Linked DNA regions of Mus musculus: region 2 is linked to region 1. Evidence: chromatin contacts called from ENCODE Hi-C or POLR2A ChIA-PET data. All regions are on one chromosome and are shown on one strand. The core of a region is the stretch at or near the end of the contact, and the rest is flanking DNA. Distances in the headings are between cores, read along the strand shown.

Region 1 (7,501 bases), core at 1,424-3,923:
AAAAAAATAATGCTAATAAAACAGCTCTGTGTGATCCAAACAAAACACACCTGTGGGCTGCGTTTGGCTCAGGCACTCGTATTTATGACCTCAGTGATACAATCTTGCTGGTCCACAGGCCCTGGGGGCCAATTCCAGAAGAACGTTTGGAAGCTGGCTGGCTTTTCAAATGTCTTCTCTACATGACATCCTGCTCCAAACCTGAGATGACAAGGTTTGAGTCAAGGAGTCTAGTTTAACCTGTCTCAAAAAGTCATTCTTTCAGTGAATCTGCCTTGCCAGCTAAGGCTGCACTAAAGCTGTTTATGTCTTACAGAAAAGCTTTGTCCTCTGTCCCTCCCAGTGGTTATGCAAAGGAGCTCAGTAGCTTGACTTGACAGAATTTTTCTTACCACAGGGCTTTGAAACAATGCTGTATAATTTGAGTTTTAAATGAAGTAGCGCTCTTATGAGAAGTGTCTGTGCAGATATTTTTCATATTTCACATTCATTTGCAAATTCCATTGACACATCTACTTAAAAATTTTCTAAGATATTTTCAAGTAGCTGGTGCTTTTTTTTTTAAAAAAGAAATATATATGTTTTCAAATACACCAATCTTTACAAATAGCTTTCTTATTGATAAGAAAGAAAATCTAGAACCATAGGAAAAAGAGGAGTCTCTAGTAAATTTAATATGCAAACTTAAGGACAGTTTTAGGGTCTTACATATTCAAGCACACCAAATTAACTTTTAACCTGGACAGTGGTATTTATTTAAGTAATCACTGTTTAAATTCTCTTAATTAAAGATATGCTACTTTTCCGATTTTCCATTCATAAAGGAGTAAACTAACTCCTGATATAAGACTACTACTCAGTAATGGTTATTAGGGAGATACAATCCAAATGCACCCTTTTCTTTGTAGTTTTCTTTGGCAGATTTATGAGCTATGACCTCACTGCCTTTGAGAACATCTCCTTTAAGAACAGGTAACAGACAAGCGCCGAAAGGCAAATATTTTGAACTAAGAGAAAGCCTTAAGCTGTTTCAGCAGTCTGTTCATCAACATAAGAAATTCACTCAGAATCTCCTGATGGAGTGGGGACTGGGGTTGTTTTCCTATTTTCCTCCAAAAGAAAACATCTCCTTAATGTAAGGCTTCTCTGTGGCTGAAAGGAGAATATGAAATTCCCTAGAATGACATAAATGCCCTAACAAACCTGACTCTTCTTACTTTTAATTTCCCTCTTCCCACCACAAAGGTAACCAGGAAGTCACTGGACAGTACCTAAACACTTCACATTCTTACACTCTGTCTTGCTTGGAACACTTCCCCCTCAAAGCTCTGCCACGTCACAGTTACTGGATCAGTAGACTATAGACATCATTAAAGACCTAATTAAGGAACATTTCTTTTCAGTACTTTTCTTTGGCCTGCCTCTGCGCTGTCATCCTTCCACCCCCTTTCTTCATCTTGACAATCTAAAAACGTGAAACCTTCCAAGATAAAAGTCCACATTGTCTTGGAAACTCCTTGGGAAATTTTGTACTGGTGGTAGAGTCCTGGGTAAATATATAGCTGGACTTTTCACTTAATACTAGGCGCTGGGAGGAGGGAAACTGGCAGGCATCTAGATGTCTTCTGACAAAGATGCTCTACTCTTAGTGCTCTACTCTTAGTGCTTTCCTGACTCTTGGAAAATGCAGGGTGGTGCTTTCCAGTATGTGGAAATGATGCTGGCAGATACTCAAGGATACTGGGATCTAAATTTAAGAAAGCTATGTAGGCCAATTCATAATTCCATCAGGGTGCCACTTTTGCTGCCATGACAGCTTTCTTGAGAGAACACATGCTTTCATTCCTAGTGATATGAAAGCCTGACCCTCACCAGCTCATGTCATCTAATAGGTACATGTTCAGCAATTTTGTGAGAAAGTACTTAAACAAAGCCTTCACTCAATACTGCATTGTATCAATTTCAATTTAAATTAGATTAAAAGCAAAGTGATACTTAAAATCAACCACTCTGTAACCATTTAACTTGATTTCATTTTTTCTTTTTTCTTTTTTCTTTTTTTTAATTAAATATTTCCTTTATTTACATTTCAAATGCTATCCCTAAAGTTCACTATACCCTCCCCCTGCCCTGCTCCCCTACCCACCCATGCTCTTGAAGTTATTTTTGTCTATGATATTTACCTGCTAGAAATACCAAAGTAGTGGCTGACCACATCCAACTTCTACTTTGAGTTACAGTGAGAAAGTAAGAATACTACAGAAATCAGCAAACACTGCAAGGGATCCACAACAGTAACACGGTAAGTGACACATCATTGCAATAGACCTCGCTCAGCCTTGAGTGAACCATCTGGTCGCTGATCCCAGAGTTCATTCAGTCACTCACACCCTTCTTCCACTTTGTCCTAAAGCAAGCTACAGTCAAACTCAATGCACTTCAGGCTGAAATGAAATTGGTTATACTGTGGTGTCCAATGCTTAGAGGACACCTTCTAAGTGAGATTAAAGTCAGGAGTTAAGGATTAATTTGTCCAAGATTCATCTTTCTATAAGTCGGCATCCAACCTACGGAGCTGGCTTCCAGCAAAGGACCGCAGGAGCATTCTAGTTCAGTGTTCCAGGCAATCAGTTCTGTTCAACTTGCTGTCCATCCCAGTCTCTTTATCATACCAAGGGGAGAGCTGGTGCACAGCCATGGATGCTGACTGGCAATATCAGGCACAGTGATGACTAAATCAGACCTGGTAAGCAGCCAATAAACAGATGCTTCAGGAAATAAAGATTAACTAGAATGAGCTGAGAAACTCACCGACCCTTCTGTTTTTACCTGCTTTTGTTCTTTCGCCCACTTCCATGCAGACCACCAGAACAACCTCCTAATTGGCCTCCAGACTTTCCATTTCTTCCCTTCTTATTTATCAGGTTAAATGAGAGTCCTTTTTTTTTAAATAGGGAACTCCATCTTTTTAGAGCTCTTATCCACCCACAGATGCCTCTTCAATCAAACAAAAACATAACACAGCAGACAGCCCTGTTACTACAGTCAGACAGATCTTCTTACTGTGCTTAACAAATCACTCAGTCACTCCACAACTGCACCTGTCTTACAGCCAATCTTTCATGAAGAAACACCCATGTCTCCATCAACCCACTTCCTCTCCTCCTTAATCTCCACTTAAGATCTATTTCATTAGTGAAACATAATACAGCTAGTCTACTTGACTGGTACCAGGCCAGATACTCCAGCTTCTATATTCCTGTGTGCAAAGCAGACCAGAAAGAAAAGATATGAGATTTACAACTACAAGAGAAGAACATTCCAAATTCTAAGGAGGGTTATTAACTACATCAAACATTTCTCAAACTGATCTACTTCATCCCTGGACCATTACAAAGGGAGCAGTGAGCTCCAAATTGCTGATAACACTGTGAAGACACACTTTATAGAGCTGCCTCTTTAAAGAGATGAATCAACAGTAACAGTTGTCAAAACTTGTTAATAAAGAGCTAGACAAAACTAAGTATAGAAGCATCCTGTCTTCTATGTTTGTCTGTCTGTACTTTTTCTCTCTCTCATACTCCCTGAGAGCAAAGTATTTACTTTAGGCCTTGGATTCTAGATGTTAAGAATTGAGTTATAAATGTTTTATGATAGCAGGTTCATAAAGTCAAGTTATTATTATTGTTATTAATTATTACTATAATCATCTTTTTTTCTTTACTTTTTTCCCCCCCCCTGAGTGTACTGTGGAGTTTTCAGATGCTTTGTGGCAGGCAATGACAACATCATTCTCACACCTAATGGGATGTCTATTTTCCCATCTTCTGCTGTAATAAACAAAACAGCAAAAAGTAATAACTAAAGCCAAAGCAAACAAAGCTTTTTTTTTCTTTAAATCTTTGACAGTTTTTAAAAGGATAAATAAAGGGGCCTGGAGACAAAAGAAGAGCAACTCCTGGGGACCACTTTGTACACAGATTGTGCAAGAGCTCTGGAAGTCACAGTGTGCTAGTGTTCAAGGTAATTACAGAGGATCCACATTTGGCACCAAGACATCCCTGACTTCTTAGCTTTGGCTTTAAATTTGACTTTAAATAATACATTGGTAACGATGCTAATGTATTTCTAGGTGCGGCTGGATGAAAGAAAAAAAGAAAGAAGATAGGAAAAGCATAGGAGACAAGTCAAAGAATAACAGGAAAGTGAGGATTATTCAGGTTTAATTGTGTTTCCCAAACCAAGGACTGCATCAACTAGTATGGCAGCCATTTCACCACTGAAAGTGACAGGACTTTGAGGCAAGAATCCTGCCATCTCTATTATCTAATACCTTAGTAAAGAAAAGTGTCACAAGGAGAATTGAATACTGCTGAGAGAGGCCCATTTACAGAGTTTAATATCTTACAGTCTAGGACTGAAAAAGTCTAGGTGACCGAACATACTTAGACACGAGATGTTTCATGAGGACAATACTGACAAATGTTGACGAATTTCACAAGGAGCTACTTAGAGGCTGGAAGATGACCCAGTAGGTAAATTGTTTGCTACCTAAGCATGAAGACATAAGTTCAGACCCTAGCACCACCCAAAAGCTGGTATGAAGTCACATGCCTGCAACTCCAGTACTGGGGACCAGATGTGGGTGGGTTCTAAGGAATCAGTGGCCAACCAAATCTAGCTGAGGTGATGAATTACAGTTTCAGTGAGGGACCCTGTCTAAAAAACAGTGTGAAGAACGATAGAAAAAGACCAGTTCCAAAGTCAGCCTCTGGCATGTACGTGTATGCATAAGCCCGGGCAAGTCTACACACACATACACACACACACACACACACACAGAGAGAGAGAGAGAGAGAGAGAGAGAGAGAGAGAGAGAGAGAGAGAGTACAGGAAAATTCCAGTACTAAGAGTTTTCAAATCAAATAGATTGGCGACTGGAGAGATTCTTCTCATATTCTTATGAAGAATCAGATACAATGTTGGGTGGTGGCTGTGTGAGTGGGTAGACTTTTCTATATTACACCCCCCCCATTCCATGCTCAGCCTATGGGCCTGTTTCCTTTTCATCTTTCAACTTGAACCTGGCAGCAGAGCACTCAATTGGTAAGCTCCCTCACCATTTCAGATCTTTGAGAGTAGCTAATGGCCTATTCAACTCAAAAGGAAGCAGCCATTAGACCAAGTATCTAAAGCCTCCATCGATTTCCAGCCGAGGGAACTCCCTTACAATCATCGAGAAGTGTATGCAGTGCCTTTGGCCTTACGGCATATTCCTAGCCGGGGATCTGCATTCCAGGGCATTGCCTTCAGAAATATCTACCATCAGCCACTTGTTTTGTGGTCCTTTAACACAGCTTGGCCTCTACAGGAAGATAGCTCTGTGACCTTGAGCTTTCTGATCCAGTTAAGAAGCAAAATAGCTATACAAATACTTCATTCTTCTTATGCTGCCCAGTACTCAACACAAAACTTCTTTACAGTGGTCACCGTAAACACTTTCTACATCAGCTGACTATACTTGCTTATGAAAAATTAGGGCATTAGTCTTTTTACACAAGCACTTAAAAGACAGCTTCCCTTGGTTTCATACTTTGTATTCTAAAGAGAAACAAAGAAATTAAAATAAAATGAATCCTGAAATTATATCCATTGTTTACATAAAATGTTTGTTAATTGCCTACTCTAAACAAAATCATTTATTAGATGCTATATATGCATGAAATATTTACAGCCAGGAGATGAGACCACAAGGATCTCATAGCTGAAAACTGAAGGTCAATGCTGATTATCACAATACATAATTTTCAGAATATCTATTATTTGGTATCCATAATGCTTGCATAATTAATGAGCATTTTAAATCCTTATCATGGATTGCTTCTAAACCACAAATTTATGATAAAACCTGGATGATAGAAGCCAGGATTTCCATTGGGCAATGGGTTAATCTTCTATAGAGACTCATGGAAATGGTTTCTTTCTTACTGTGGCTCTTAAGGGACAGCTATCATCCTTTTCTAATTAGATTAATTAGTTCCTTTTTAACCATGTCACTAGGTTTTCCTGTGTGCATGTGTGGGAGGAGACAGACAGACAGGCAGGCAGGCAGGCAGACACACAGACAGACAGACAGAGAGACAGAGATAGAGATAGAGATAGAGATAGAGATAGAGATAGAGATAGAGATAGAGATAGAGAATGACAGGAGAAGCAAATGGCAAATGACATGAGGTGTGCTAGGGAAGAGGCTCTAGTTCATAGAGAAAATAAATTTTACTATTAGAGATGCGTTCATTTGGATGAAGAATGATCTTCTATTAAAATGTGCTCACCCTTGAGAGAACTATCATATTCAGAATTCCCAGGTCATCATACCTCAAAATAAATGAGGTCACTTGATTCTGCTCAGCCAGCAGCTAAGATTGAAAAGGTCTTGAAGTAGATGGCATAGGTCAAGGTGCAGAGTTATTTTGGCAAGGGCAGGCCTGGTGAAGAAGCTGCAGAGGAGAGGCCAGACAAGAGATAGTGGGAGGGTGCTGAATTGGATGGATGAGCACAGGGCATAGTAATGGGATAAGGAGCTTCAAAGAGCTCTGAAAGCCTTTGGTACAGAAAAACAACCTTCTCATGGCTAACTCTGGAGCATATCTAAGATATACTGGAACATTCCTTGTCATGATTTCGAAGCTCCTTTTTTTACCTCCCACTCTTTCTGGTTGCATCTATGTAAACACATTTCTGTTTTAGAAGTCAAACAGTTCAAAATTTAAACATCCCATTCTCTGGTTCTAAAGGAGATATCCATTCTGAAGAATGACAGGACGGAGTCCATGAAAGCTGGATGCCTCACATGGGGTCAAGAGTTCACTTCCTGGACCTAGCTGCTTTAACCAGAGGCGCCTTCCCTATTTCTGGGCACTCTTGATACTGTCAGCAGCTGGTACGGCTCCCACAGACAACCCTTGACAACATCACAGCTGTTTCCTCTCCTGCCAAAGCCACTTAAACTCCCAGAGTTCCCTGCATTCTTTTCTATCAGCTGGAGCAGAGGGTAGATGGTTGGATTCAAGTGCTTTTCGTCACGATTGCAGAAATGTACATTTGCTTAATGTGGAATGCTTTCTCACGGTGCCCTCTTTGAGGGACTCTGAGGTGGGCGGCCAACAGAGCATTCTCGCCTGCTAGCATTTTCCTGGGCAGAACTGAAAAGCAAGTTGCTAGGCTCACATCAGGAAAAGCAACCTTAGCTCTGGAACCCATAGAGCTGGATAAAGAAATCCAATAGGAAAGAAAGAGGAGTGCTCATTTTCCTTTTGCTATGGATGGCCACAGCAGATCTGGTCACACATACCATGGTTCTGTGTCTGCAGTTTTGTTAGCAGTCACCCTCTAGAACACCAATAAGTATGAGTCTATGTATCGGTATAAGTAACACTGCTTAGTGTCATAATTAACTCTTTTTATGCTGGTCTATGGTTACATTTGTCTCAGCAGAATT
Region 2 (7,501 bases), core at 1,993-4,492, 570 kb after region 1:
AACATTTTAAACAAGGAAAGCTATGCATCATAAATGATATAACAAAGCTATACTATGACAAGATAGTGATATCTTACTTCAAATACTAAGTATTACATAAATAAACCCAATCACAATGAAGTAAACTGATTCTCAAAAGCAAAGGTGTGAAAGCTTTTTAGATTGCTTGTTACTATTTCTCAAATCCAGACTACATTCTTTTTTATGAGACTTTATTTAGGAATTAAGTATATAGCCCACTTCTTTCTTGGGTGTGTATGTGTAGTGTCTATATATGTGTGTGCATATATAGTAAAGTAAAAACTGATATCAAGCTATCTTCCTCAATCATACACATTCTTGAACACAAGCTTGTGATTCTGTTAGCCTACATTGCACTTGCTCTGGGAGCACTGGGATTACAAGGGCACCACTAGGCCACCTGACATGCTTGCACCGGAAGTGCTTAACCTACTGAGCCATCTATGTAGTTCTTAGTCTATTCTTACAATGTTTCTTTTACAATGTTGATATACTCTAAAGTACTTACAATCTTACAGCTTTTACTGGAATAATACAAAATCTACAAGTTTGCAGAAAGAGTGTCTGTTGAATGCATGCAATTTTATAAATGTACTAGCTAAATTAACTAAAAGAAAAATTGATCAGATCAAATATTCATAAAATATCAGACTGTAAACAATTCTAAGTTATCATACTTGTATGTCTAGCTGGTATAACTACAATGCCAATTTAAAGGGTTATATCTTATTCCTTTAAAACGTCAAAATGAAGGACTACAGAGATCGCTCAGCAGTTGAGGGAACTGACTGGTCTTCTAGATGACCCAGGTCTAAATCGCAGAACCCACATGACAGTTCATAACTGTCTCTAAGTCCAAGATCTGATACCTTCACACAAAAATGCAGGCAGGTAAAACACCAATACACATAAAATTGAAATAAATTATTAAAAAAAAACTTTGAAACTGAACAAATTACCGCATTCCTTCAAAACCTATAGGAAAACAAACAGAAAACAAAAAACCCCAATACCTCCTGCATGTTTTCTTACCACAACTTAGCCAACTTTCCAAACTTTACCATCTTAACTCAACCATCTGTTTACTACAATATTTTCTTTATTTCTGATTTTGAGGGCCCCAAAGATACTGTCCACCCTTCTACTTCACTTAATGAAGTACATATCCATACCACAGTACAAGACACAAAGTCTTTAAGCATCTTTTCTGCACTACAGAAGCTTTCACAGGCATCCAGCAGTGGACAGACAATGTAGTATTTGGTGAACAGATAAGCTGCTCAGTGTTAGAATAAAATACCATCAGCTATGTCAGCAGGTAGTCACTTAGTGACCTTAAGCTTTAGAGGATTTTCTACTGCTATAAGATCGCTCTTAAGTTAGCAGTCTTCACATCTCTCCTTGGCCCAGAAGTACCACCCTACTACCCAGAAAACAAGATTCTACTGAGAACCAAAATGGTCCAGACCATCGGCCTCCCCACGTCCTGTACAAGCTATTTATATTTTTCCCGTTAACTTCTGAGATTACTGTAAATGCAAAGACTTGTGCTGAACTGCTGAAGTCGCTGCTGAAGAGGAGTGTCATAGTTATTATTATAGGTCAGGTGTGGTGGTGGCATATCTATCATTCTGGAAAAGTCCATAAAAATACATTCTTTCTACTAGAAATATTTAAAGTAAACTGAGAAGGTTCCTATAATCTTCAGAGAAGGTCCTTCTTATAAGTCTATGCAGGACAATATCATACTGTTAAGAATGAGAACTATATGGCCATAAATACAGAGCACTCTTAAGTGGAATGATGGTTAGCACTCTATTATCTAGTTTGAATAAAATTGAAACTAACGATACTGACAACTCAAGAAAAACATATGACTGTTAAGCTAAGGGACCAATTTCCGATGTCTATTGATTTTGATGTATGAAAAAGGGCCAAGTATAATTCAAATACATATAATCTGGTGTTAAGTAAGCCCTGTTAGTAATTCTCCAGTAAGATTAACGTCAATGTTGCCTAGTAGATTGTAAAGCAGATAGCTACAGTTATGATTTTAGTAAATTTTCAGATGTATAAACAAAGCCTCCAAACAAGGCCATGGAACACTGAACCTCCTTTCCAGGCCTCCTTTCACAATGGATCATAGAATTCTTTCATAAGAAAATATGAATTACTGTTAGGCTCAGTAATAAGTAAGTAAGACTACCTGAGCTCTGGCTGACACATGACCCAGGGAGGTAACAGTGACTACAAATTCTATGTTCCGCTTGCCACAAACCAAAAGATAAAAAGCCTCAGTGTGGTCATATGTGCTTCATTTAATTATAGAACTGATTCCGTAAATACACCAACTAGTCAATCACCTGGGAGAAATGTTTCATTTCGGTCATCGTATGACTCTAATCACAAGAATTTTAAAGCTCATGGATGGTAAAGGCTCAACATTCAAAAAACAAAAAAAGATTACTGTCGAACCAATTGGCAACTGAGAATTTATAAAAAGCAAACCGAGTCTGATGTCAAAAGAATGACGTATTTCCTAACCTATTTTCCCTTCTAAGAAAATACCTAAGGACTAAAATGGGGCGGGGGGGGGAGCATTAAAATTACACCATAACTGTGTACAATATGTATTTACAGCTGAATTTTGAATTGAAAACAAAGTGGAAATTTACAAGGCAGTAATGAAAAAGTGAACTGTCATGCATGTCTCTCTGAATGCAAAAAAAAAAAAAAAAAAAAAAAAAAAAAAAACAACAAAAAAACATACTGTTCATTTTCTGGGCAGTATGAACATTCCGGAGAAAGTCCGTGTGTACTTTTATTTAAAGTCTACCCTTCTCGCAGATTCGACACCACACATCTGGTCGGATGTAAACAAAAAGGATTTCAAGGAACGTAGAAAACGCTGCATGGGTAACAGGACATCTGAGGAGAGGGCAGATGACTGCCCAATGGGGACCAAGCTCAGCAGTGCCAGCACCAGGGACCCCGCCTCGGACCGAAGGCCGCGCCTTCTGGCCACCGAGCGCAGCGGTCCCCTCGCATCTCACCACCGTCCGCCCACTTCCCTCTGCGGCGCTCCCTCACCGTCTTCCCCCGCGGCTTCGCTAAGGTGCTGTATGTGAGCCTGAGCCAGGTCCCCGAGCTCTTCCACCCGCCTCACCACACCGGACACCGCGGCCGCCATGGCCAGCTCGGGCGCGCCCGCCCTGTCCACGTGACCACGTGAGCCCCAGATCACCTGACGGCCTGGCTGGCGGAGTGGGGGCGGAGCCCGCCCAGCCGGTGGGCGGAGACATAGGCTCCGGGCTACGACCGCCCCGGCCCGCAAAGGTCGTTCCGGGTATTTAGTTCCTCCCAGTGGCCCTCTCCCTCCCACAATCCCGTGCTGCGAGGGGCCAGTCGATGATGTAAGGGCACACCTCTCTCCCGCCTTCTAATTTCAACCAATCGGAAGCCGACCATGCCCCGAGCTGAGCCAATAGGACATCGACTCTCTCCGCGGGTGCAGGGAGATTGCAGCCGCAGCAGCTGGCTGGAAGAGGGCGGTTTGGAAGGTCTGGAAAGAGGATTTGCAGCGGTTGGCGCTGTAGTGAAGGAGGTGGACTAAAATAAAACTTGATTGTAATGGTGGGGGCGGGGGGTGGTGGGGGAAGGTCAGAAACGGAAGTCTGCGGACGGGTGAGATTCATCCAAGCTGCGAGACCTAGTGTGAGGGCAGACAACTTGGCAGTCCTCAGCCTGCTAGCTGGCATAACGCTTTCCCCGAATCTTCACCCTGGAGCTTGTTTTTACTCCGGATTGATCTTGGCTAGCTCACACTTAAAGTACCTTAAATGTCTTGCGACCTAAACGTGGCAGCGACCTCACTGTCTTAGTTCACCTTGAGACCTTCCTGACAAGTGTTAAGTGTTCTTCCGGGTCTTAATCAGCACTCAAGTGGTCAAATTGCTTTGCATTCCATGAATGCTAATTCTTGCCTATGGCCACGGAAATCTAATGCTGTTTTGGCTTTTTGTTTGTTCGTTTGTTTCCCCCGGTTTGGCACAATATATTTTGAATAACTCTACCCTTCATCTTAATTTTAAGGTTTTTGTTGTAGCCTGGTAGAAAATATTTAAACTATGAAAATAGTAATGTGATCGTTTAAGAGTGACTAACCACAGTCACTTTTCTGCAAGTGGCCATGATGACCAGTTTTTTTCTCCTGTCATTTTACTCTAAATGCACAGAGCAAAAAACACGTGCTCTGTGTCTTCGGTACTTGTGTAATGCCCTTACGTACTTGGGAAAATGGTTTTTAATAGAAAACAATAATCAACAACAAATCCTTATGATACTTTATAATGAAGAATCTGAAGGCCAGAAAAATTGCATTCTATAATCAAGGTGAACTACAGAATTCAAACTCTTATGCTAGAGTGTTGACTTACTCTGTAATCCCAGAACTTGAGAAGCTAAGGCTGGAGGGGATGCTGGCAGTTCTAGAGCAGCCAGTACATACTGAGACCCAGTTTACAAACAAGCAAGCATCCCACAGAAATTAAGGACCCATATTCTAACATGCCAAACTGCACTAAATAACATTTCCAGGCACAAGCTGGAGAGATCATTGCTGGCAACCACATGGCCACTCCCAACTGTCTAGGCCTCCAGCTCCAGGGCATCTGATGCCTCTTTAGATCTCCATGGGCATTGTATACGGACATATATATGCAGGCAAAATGCACATAAAGAAAAAAATTACAATCATGATGATGCATCAAACTACAGTATTCTATATGGAAAGTCTTAACACTGGGAATTATTGTTCAACTGATATTTTGGTGTGTTCATTTTCAGAGAGAGAGTTGGAAATCTAGTCTTTTTTTTTTCAGATAAGGAGGAGAAGGATGAGACTGTTAACCTCCAAACTAAAGAATACATGATTCTGTGGTTTATTCAAGATCTTAACAAAGTAAGTTCTCATAGAAAGCTGGTTTCATCACAGAGAGACACCGGCAACAACCAGACCTTAGTAATTCACAAGGAAGTATTGAAACACAGAACCCTTGTACTAGAAAAAAAAATGCATTTCCCCTCCAAGTTATAGTTAGTTCTTTTTACTTTAGGAAATGCACATGAATAGAACAAATAAAAGATAAAAGCCATATTTTAAATCTCAGATGATTAGAATGTGCCAAAAATATGAAAGAAGCAAATTGATCACATTCGAACTACCTCCCTTTCCCTAACATACAAAATTTAGCTATATATCCAGCAAAGGAGAAATAAAATCATGTAGATTTTTACGAAAGATTTAAAGTTTTTAAATTTAAATATTTTTAAACAGAAATCTTGCTTGTCTCTGAACTACCAGTTCTGTTACTAATACCAATGGTTTGTAACATTGTTTTGGAAACTTCTCTCACTACCTTTGTTTGGGGTGGCGACAGACTTATTTTCTCATATAAGTGAACCAAATGACTAACAGTGATGTGTATGTGTGAATGTAATTACTTGCCACAGAAGGCTTCTATATACTAGGACCATTACATATTTATTTGGCTATGCATTCTGATTGTTGCCACTGCAACTACAACAGTAAATGCCTCTGCCATAACCCCTGCCCTCTCACAGTTTATCTAGTAAAGCAGTGTAGAGATAATAACAATACACAGCGAATTCAAAATTTTAGAATTATGGGAGGCACTAGGAAGGAAAATTAAAGAAGTAATATTTGATGTGAGATACTGAAGAAGAGGCTCCTCAAGAAATGATAGTGGCACCTAAATGATGGTAAAATTGGCCAATGGAGAGTAATAGTTGCTCAGCCAGAAGCCAATCAAGAGAGAGAAAACACATGATGTCCAGCATAGTGCTAAACACCTCAAGGTCCAGACTCGGGCAAGTGGTGAGCTAGAATCCTGAGTAGAATAGCAAGTCTTTGCTAAGACAAGCGAATGGGGCAAGGCCTCATGGTAATGCGAACATAGAAAATTCAACTTATGGAATTATGAAGCATTAGAATGACAGTGTATCTTTAAGAAGAAGAAAGCTCTGAAGAGCAAGAGTCACAGGTAGAGGAAATAGCTGTACTCGTGGAACGGTTCAGATCTTTCTGGAGAGCCCATGCCCATAGTTTACTGGGTGGCAGTAAGTCACTGGTTCACTTCAGAAAAATGCCCTGGAGCGCCATTTTGTAAAACTTTAAAGAAAAACAGAAAAATCCTCTAAGGCAGTGGTTCTCAACTTTTCCAATGTTGTGATCTTTTAATAATCTACTCATGTTATGGTGACCTGCTGCAGGAAATATTAAAAAGAATGGCAAATTCCCATGCTACACCCAGCCACTCTCAGGTCTCACCTTCCAGTTCTTATCTTGTGGAGACTCTCTAACTCAGAGCTCCAAAATCTCTCCACAGCTCCACCCAGTTCCTGCTGGTGGGTCACTACCATACCAGCCCTATGCTTCAAAACCTCCATGGCCTTTGTGATGCACATCTGGCAAACCTACTCTTTGCCACTGTACCTTTCGCTCTTAAACTCAGACGAGCCACCACATGGGGGAAAAAAAAAACCAAAACAAAACACAAACTTAATTCAGAAACAACGGTAACTCAATCGTTGGGAGCAACAACTAAAATCCTAACCTTATAAGCCTTATTAAATCTAAATCCTCTAGTGGTGAATCCTGTCTGATCCTCCATATAAACCGGGAGACACTAGTAGCTACATCTTGTCCTCTGGCTCCTCCTGCAAAAGGCCTAACTCTCCCCTGCTTCCAGTCTTCCTCTGTTTAACCAGGAAGTCCTGCCTACTCGCCCAGTGATTGGCTCCATTATTCATTAGGGGATGGTTCACAAGAAGTCACATGAGTATGTGACTCATTCCTCTTTCACAACCCCTCCCAGGAGAGTGAATTAGCATCAAAATACAAACAACCCCAGGGCTACCCACAACAGTGACCATTTACCATAAAATTTTATTGCTGCTGCATAATTGTGATTTTGCTGCTGTTATTAATATAGATATCTGATATGTGACTTCTGTGAAAGGGTCATTTGGTCTCTGAGAGTTTGTAACCTACAGGTTGAGAACCAGACTCCAGAGTTTTAGAGAAATCTGTTCATGGAGAAGTATCTCACAGCATGCTCACTAGTATAAAATTTCCAGAGTGATTGTTAGAACAAACTGGCAGTTGTTTTTATAACAATTTATAACCCAGAGAACTCTGGTTATCCATGGTAGGAGCCTGGTACCAGCAAGCTACCCATTTTTCAGAAGTCTGCCAAGAAAGTGTACTCATATTAGGAAAGACCTTTTACCTCCTGTATTGCCTTTTTAATTCCCCCTACAATCAAAATTTAATATCATATCTGCTGATAAAAGTAAAAATTGAAAGGGCCCAGATATGCTTGTACAAGTCAGCCAAGAGCTGACAGGCAAGAAATCTGTGATTGGCATGGAACAGAAGTTGGCATGGTCTTGAGTTGGG

The links. A loop is a pair of places that touch in the nucleus more often than their neighbours do. ChIA-PET counts read pairs that join two places held with the same protein, here RNA polymerase II (POLR2A).
Region 2: a loop to region 1 is called in a map of heart, with 2.0 times the contacts of the local background. The contact joins the promoter of AW549877 here to the enhancer-like site in region 1. A Hi-C loop is called at or near these places in 2 of 37 maps with a recorded cell type or tissue (both heart). POLR2A ChIA-PET finds 5 or more read pairs at or near these places in 1 of 5 experiments (Patski).

The regions. Positions count from the first base shown.
Region 1 is chr15:3,426,505-3,434,005 of GRCm38, forward strand. All of the region lies in intron 2 of Ghr (growth hormone receptor), which reads right to left. Among named protein-coding and RNA genes, the nearest start is that of Ccdc152, 130 kb to the left of the region's middle. Within about 2 kb of position 2,674, at least 1 of the 3 ENCODE cell types and tissues checked has a DNase peak (open chromatin) inside an H3K27ac peak, as active enhancers do.
Region 2 is chr15:3,992,504-4,000,004 of GRCm38, forward strand. It overlaps AW549877 (expressed sequence AW549877), which reads right to left and starts at 3,243. Exons shown (of 6, transcript NM_145930.3): 1 at 3,112-3,243. The coding sequence starts at 3,211. Gm2093 (predicted gene 2093) reads left to right here and starts at 3,536. Exons shown (of 3, transcript NR_045740.1): 1 at 3,536-3,581; 2 at 4,902-4,981.